Linked DNA regions of Mus musculus: region 2 is linked to region 1. The links are chromatin contacts, found by Hi-C or POLR2A ChIA-PET in ENCODE. All regions are on one chromosome and are shown on one strand. The core of a region is the stretch at or near the end of the contact, and the rest is flanking DNA. Distances in the headings are between cores, read along the strand shown.

Region 1 (3,523 bases), core at 281-2,780:
GACAGACATGCAAGCAGAACACCAAAGCACACCCAATTAGTAAATAATTTTCAAAAATTATTTTGAAGAAGAAAAACGGAGTCCCTCTTCTGGGGCTAGAGAGATGGCTCCTCTTGAGATGATTAAGAACAGTTCCAGAGGGCCTGGGTTCAATTCCATTCAGTCACAGGCAGCTTACAACCGAAACTGTAACTCTAGTTATAGGGGATTCAACATTCCCTCAGAGACATACTTGTAGGTGAAACACCAATGAACATTAAAAATAAGAGATTAAAAAAAGTTCCCTCTTCCAAAATATGTCTAGGTTTGTGTAAATTGATGAAAACCTATCAGCACACTGAGACTTTGAAACTTCCTAAAGATTCAAAAAAATTTTTAACTAGATCTTCTCATGAAAATAAAAGCCACACAAAAAGTCTATATAAAAATTTATATAGAAAAAAGTTTATATAGATTACAGAAAGCATGCACCAATGTCTTCATGCACAAGCCACTCCCTCAGGGTGTAGAGCCAAACTTGTAGCTTCTCAATTCTGCTTAGCATGGAATTAATTCGTGCCTTGCAACTACGTTTATTCAGAGTACTAAAAAAAAAAAAAAAAAAAAAAAAACTCAAAACTAAAATTTCCCTGGTCTTATTAATTTTTATCACCACGATATAAAGGGGAAAATTTCTTTCTTCCTACCAAGTCACAAGAATGTACTTGCCTTGGCTGACTGGCTTTACGAAGCCAGAAGGCACAAGTGTCCTTTTAAAAACTACACTTAATCTTATCCTAATTAACTTCAAAAACAAATGACTTCCCTTTTTACAAACGCCAGAACCGCGACAGCCGCTCCTCCTGAGGCTCGGCGCTGCAGGGACTTGAAAAGACGCGCTGGAGCCTCGTGAGAACCTCCAGACGGAGAGCGAGGACCCGCAGCCATCCCGGGCAGAAGCGAGTGGGTCGCACCAAAAAGGACAAAAGGAACAAAAAATGACGGCAGGTACTGCGACCGTGAAGACGCTACGGAGCCAAAGCGTTGAGTTAAGTTTCGTTAAGCCTCCGCGGTCAGACCCAGACGCACACGCTTCAAGCTAGGCAGGCACCAAGAAGCGTGACACCGACCCGTGTCACCGCCGTGCCGCCTGCCTGCGCCCCTTCCTGGACACGCGCGCCCACCGGCACCGGCTTGGGGGACGCCACGACGTGGCGGGAGCCCGGCACCTGACGAAAGGTCCCACGGGGCGTCCCGCGGTCGCTCCCCTCCGCGGCCTGGGCCCGCCCGCGGCGCGAGGCGCAGCTGTCAGAGGCCGGGCCGGGCTGGGCCGGGCCGGGCGCAGTCTCGGGACACAGCCTCCACCCGGCCCGCCGCGCACGGACAATGGCGCGGTTCCCCAACCCCTGCGCGGCGCCGGCCGTCGAAGACGCCACTGGAGCGTCCCGCGCGCACTCACCTGAGGCGCCGGCTCCGCGCTGCGCTGCGCGGGCCCGCGGGCTGCGAACAGCGCGACGGGCGCGCCCATTCATTAGCCGCTTTGTCTGCCCCCGCCGCCCCTCCCGCCGCCCCAGCCCCGCCGCCCGCGACGCCGCCGGACGCTGCGCCCCTCCCAGGGCCCCGCGCGGGTCGGGGGCGGGGCCCGGGGCGGGGCTGTCGTGCGCAAGCGCAGTCCGTGCGCACCTGCCCCGCCTTGGGGGGGGATGCCTAGAGTACGGCTGGATGGGCCCCGGCTAGGCAAACGGGGCGGAGCTACGAAGACTACGCAGGCGCAGTTTCCCCTCGCCCCATCTCCGGAGGTCAGGTTACTCCGGCGCAGTCTCACACACACGAGGTCTGGTCGCTGGCCTCCTCCGTCAAACTACGCAAGCGCGGTCTGGCGCACCTGCCCTGTCGGGCGTTCGGTCCGAAGACTACGCAGGCGCAGTCGCCACGGCGGTTGGTTGGAATTGCTGCGCGTTTGAGAAGCGCGCGTTCTCAGTGGTTTCTTCTTAGGGCTTGGCCGTTAGGGTGGTCCTGCGCTCTCAACGGCTGGCCGCGGAGCTTCCGGGCTTGTGGTCAAGGCGGGCGCCTTCTCCGGGGGCGTTGCGCGCAACCACTTTCAGTAGCCCTTGGGTGGAGGCTAGACACAGCAGGTGCTAGCTGCTCAGGGCCTGGGGCCATGTTTGGGTAAAAGAAATAAGGAGCTGAACATTGAACGCCCCAGTTCAGATGCCTGTGCGGACCATGTAATTTCTGCAGGTGGAATTTATCCCAGAGGTCCTTCTCTGATGACACTTTAGACCACAGCTTGTTCTCTTATGCGGGAGTTCTGTCCTACGCCCATCTCCTGTTCTGCGTGTTTAGGAGTTTCCTTCTGTGATTGAGGTGGTGGTGGTGCGGTCGGGGGAGGCGTCGAGTGCTGATGTCACACCTTGCTTACCCTGATTCACCATCACTGGTCAATGGACATGGTTTGGGATTCTGTGTCTTTAAGTTCAAGGGAAGGTGGTTGGGCTGCCAGTGCACTGCTGGTGGAAGTCATCATTGGTGTGGAACCCTGAGCCTGGCTTCTGTCTTCTTCGCCTTCCATTCAGGGAAGCTGATGTTTGTGGTGGAGGTGGTGGCTCCATATGAGACTCAATGGGGAACAGCAGAAAGACCTGGGTGGAGGTCCTCAGCTAGCAGGTTCCCGTAGGGTACAGAAGTTTTTTCCCAGTAACCTTCCTCTCCTTGTTATGCCCCTCGTACCCTACACCCCAGAGGAAAGAGAACATCTGCCTTCATGAAGGATTTCCGAAGCCCCAGGAGAACTGTTGAGACATGGGTTCTTGAGCTATAGAGCTAAGGGGTAGCGCCTAGAACAAGTAAAGTAGCTAGGAGAGAGTTTGAGCTTTAGCTTAGGATGTCTCAGCCCAGCCGGAAAGTCTTGACGAGCTTCCATTTGTTTATACAGAAGCACCTGCACAAACTCTTCACCTGGAGATGGCCCCTCTGTGCTCCTAGCCCTGCACAGGCTGTGCAGGGGAAGAAGGAAAACGGGAAGTAGAAGACAATGAGGGTGCTTGCCTGGAGCGCACGGAGCAGGCTTACCCTTCTGGAACTTGAATAGTGTCAAGATGTCGAGGGGTTTTGGAGGGTTAGGAAACTGCGTGTCCACAGAGACCGTGTAAAAGGCAACCGCCACCTTAGACAAAAGATGGTAACACTTGAAATTCTACCTGGCTCTTATTTGCTATGTTAGAATGAGGCAGTAGGTCTAGCAATGGAGAGGTGGATGCTACAGGCAGAGCATCAGCCCTTCCAGAGGGACTGTCCCTGAGAACGGGGAGATCAGGCAGTCCATCTGTACTCATACCCGATTTCCAAGAAGACAGGAAACCTCAGGACAAGGGTTTGCCTACTATATGATCCAGGGCAGAAATCTAGTCCCTTGTTTCTAGGTACGAAGGAGCCCCTCCCCCCAAAGGTAACCAGGCAGAAGGCACAAAGGTCTTCACAGTCTGCTCCAGAATGACCAGTCCTTAGCCAGGCGTGGTGGCGCACGCCTTTAATCCCAGCACTC
Region 2 (3,428 bases), core at 754-3,253, 320 kb before region 1:
GCACCCAGCCACTGTACCTCCACAACATTTGTCATGCATCCTTCTCAGACATAGTCACGCCGTAAGAAGTATCTTCCTACTGCCCAACCTCCCCAGGGACCAAATCTCTTCATAAATCCCCAGTCAGTTAGCAGACAGTTTCCAGACCCATTCCCAGCCAAGACCACACTGTAAACCTTCATAGCATAAAGTCAGAGAGCTAGGATTTCTGTCAAAGAGGCCTCAACCAGCATTTCCTAACAAGCAGGGCCGTGTCAACCAGCATCCCCGAATGAGCAGGACTGTAGGGATACTTTTCCAGGCCTGCTACCAACCAGGCTCGATGCTTCCATATGCTAAACAACAGAACTTTTAGCATCTGCTAAATTTCTAGGGGAACTAGCCTCTGAAAATTTCCAGTAGTCTGCAGTTTTAAGAGGGAAGGGTTGGCTCAAAGAGCAGAAAAGGCCCACTCATGTCAGGGCCCACAAGGAGGTATGGCCCTGGCATACTAGGTCCAAGTAACTGGAGCCACGTCAGTCAAGCTCCCCACCTGCCCAGCCCCACAGCCGTCTCTCTTCTGGATCTATCCATACTAAGTGTGTTTTACCCAAATCCATACACCGAAAATATGAGGCTCAAAATAATTACATCAACATGCAGAGGTTTTAAGAGACGACTGAACTCAAGTGAAGCCATAAGGCAGGACCCACGATGGGATTGGTGTCCTTGTAAGAGACACTAAACAGCTATGAGGACACAACGAGAAAGGGCGACAGGACAGGCAGAGCCTTCATCAGTCACCCGAAAGACTAGCATTAGACCTAGGATTGCCAACCTTTAAAGCTATACTAAGAGGAATAAACGTTTAAATTTCTCAATCCACAAAACCCTGTTACCACCCTGATCTGACACACCCATCAAGCTTTTCAATCTCTTAAAACAAAACTGTTTCTCGGATGGCAGCTTGTTTCTCGGATGGCAGCTTGCTCCCCACCGCTGGTCCAAAGCTGACCGCGATCAACTGGAAAAACTAGACAAGCCTTCACTGTCTACTCAGAAAACCAAGACAGCAAGAAATGACAGGGTGTGCAAAAGCCCTGGCCTCCTCTGGTCTGTCTCTGGGAGCCCAGCCACTGCAGGACCCGGGAAAACCTGCTCAGGCAGGACATATTTTACCTAAGTGTGGCAGAGCTGAGGGCCGGAAGAGGAAACAAACCCGAGGTGAAGAAGCCTGGCCAGCTCTCCCGGGGACCTGGTTTCTGTCCACCTGGAGATGCCCCGGAGGAGCCTGCAGGCTCCCGGCTAGCAGTCCACTGTGCCAGAGCCCTGCTGGCATCCTGCCCCCAGTACCACGGCCACCGCAAGATGAGTCTTCCTAGGGCGACAAGACAGACAAGGAGGCCCAGGGACAGCTGCGTCGCACAAGACCAGCGGACCTCCAGCCCCTCCGCTTGGGGAGCACGAAAGCTTGGAGACTGTCCCCACTTCTAAAGAAGCTCTTGACGTCCCAAAGCCAGCGAGGGCGCTTCTGAGCCTCCGGGGTCCTCTCGGGGACTCCCGAGCCCAGGAGCAGAGCCCAGGAGCATCTACACCGTCCTGGGTCAGCCCGACCCGGTGAGCTCCGGATACCCTGGTCTTCGCAGTCCCCACCTGCAGCCCGCGCCCTCCCGCCCGCGCCGTCGAGGCGCGAGGAGCCCCGGCCCGCCCGCCCGCCCGGTCAGGCCACGGCGTACCGAGAGAGGCGGCGGCGCTCCTCAGCCGGCCTCCATGCGCGCGTCGCCGGGCTGACGGGCTGGGCCGGGGCGGGGCGGGGCGGCCGGACGGGCCGGACGGGCCGAGGGTGCGGGCCGCGCAGCATGCCGGGAAACACCTCCCAGGGCCGCGCGCGCGAGGCCCCGCCCCCGCCGGGGTCTAAGCGCAGGGCTCCGCCTCCCGGCCCGACGCCCCCAGGTCCTAGAGCGCAACTCCAGTTCACCGCGGGGTGCTGGGCCCCCCACAGGCGAGTCTGTGTGACGGGGCTGCGTTCTTGAAGCGTCCGTCCGCACCACGGCCTGGAGTCTAGGGAGCCGTCAGCGCACTGGACCGGGACAGAAGCTAGGGATCATACGAGGCGCCCTTCTGGTTTCCTTGGAGAATCGCATGCCAAGTGGAGAGGCTCAAGGGCAGAACTAAAGGGACAAAAGCTGGCCCAGTCAGCCCCAGGCCATCAGGACTTCCTACGTGTTCAGCTGCTTGTGACTGAGAGCCCGGAGACTGCGGAGGTCTCAGGGTGGGCGGGGCCCCAGTGACAGCAAGTGCCCAGTATCTTAACGCAGGCTTCAAACTCACCAGTCTCCTAGGGCACCTTAAAGGGTAGGGCAGGGAGAGAGGCCACTTGGCCCACTCAGGCCAGGTCTCCGGGCTGCAGGTCCTCCTGATCAGGGTTGATGAGTGGATGAGAGGAGCCGGGTGAGCCCATAATGGACACGTCTCCATTTGAGTACCCCAAGATAGGCTCCTGTGAGAGCCAGGCAGTGACGACCTGGAGCAGGCCCTGGCACGGGCCCTCCAAAGGGGAAGTAATCTCTGCCTAGTTCCCAGCTGCCCCATCCAGCCCTTTCAGGTTCCAAAGGGTTACAACTCTGGCCCTGATTTTTGGAGACCCTGCCTTGACATTGTACCTGTGAATGGCCCTCCTGGAAGTCGGCCACTTTGAGGAAGAGAATTCTTCCTGCACCAGGCAGAATTCCCTCCAGCAGTCTGTTACACAAGAGGCCCGCATGGAGACTACTGACAGGTATTTCCTGCCAGCATCTTCTTACAGCTTCCTGGTCTCCCGGAGGGCCTGGCCTCAAGGGGACCTCTGCCTTCTTTGCTCCTTAGTGAAGCACCATTCATCCCCCCCCCCCCTTGTCCACTACTTTGATGTCTGTGTTCTGTGGCCTCTTCAGGCCTCCTCAGCCCCATTCATTCTGCTTAACAGAAGACAGGGGTGGGCTTAGAGCTGAGACTGCCAGGCCCACTCTACCCGTTCACAAAGCACAATGAGGCTCCTCTCTGAGTACCCGTACTGTTTGGTTGAAAACCCCACTGATAGGCTAGTGTCAGGAAGGGGCCTGGGTTCTAGCCCTGGTTGGCTGGCAGTGTTCTCCCTGAGCCTGTCCTTTTTCTGTGGGCAGACCATGGTGCCACCTTTCCTGCTTGCCTGTCTAGGGGAGTGGTTCTCAGCCTTTCCAATGTTGCGGTCCTTTAATAGCTCCTCATGCTGTGGTGACCCCCCAGCCATAAAATTCTTTCGTTGCTGCCTCTTAACTGTAATTCTGCTATGGCTATGAATCATAATATCTCATGGGCAGGATATCTGATACGAGATATCCCATAGGTCGAAGAGTGCTGGACTAGGGGCAAAGGATGGCATGACATTTTTCATTAGATGCTGACCCTGAAGTGCCAGAATTCTATTTTGG

The links. Hi-C counts contacts between places; a loop is a spot of excess contacts on that map. ChIA-PET counts read pairs that join two places held with the same protein, here RNA polymerase II (POLR2A).
Region 2: a loop to region 1 is called in a map of v-Abl transformed pro-B cells, with 2.7 times the contacts of the local background. The contact joins the promoter of 1810021B22Rik here to the promoter of Zbed4 in region 1. A Hi-C loop is called at or near these places in 1 of 37 maps with a recorded cell type or tissue (v-Abl transformed pro-B cells). POLR2A ChIA-PET finds 5 or more read pairs at or near these places in 1 of 5 experiments (embryonic stem cell).

The regions. Positions count from the first base shown.
Region 1 is chr15:88,749,718-88,753,240 of GRCm38, reverse strand. Zbed4 (zinc finger, BED type containing 4) reads right to left here and starts at 1,530. Exons shown (of 3, transcript NM_181412.3): 1 at 1,439-1,530.
Region 2 is chr15:89,074,429-89,077,856 of GRCm38, reverse strand. 1810021B22Rik (RIKEN cDNA 1810021B22 gene) reads left to right here and starts at 2,003. Exons shown (of 4, transcript NR_040417.1): 1 at 2,003-2,243. It overlaps Trabd (TraB domain containing), which reads right to left and starts at 1,793. Exons shown (of 10, transcript NM_026485.2): 1 at 1,716-1,793.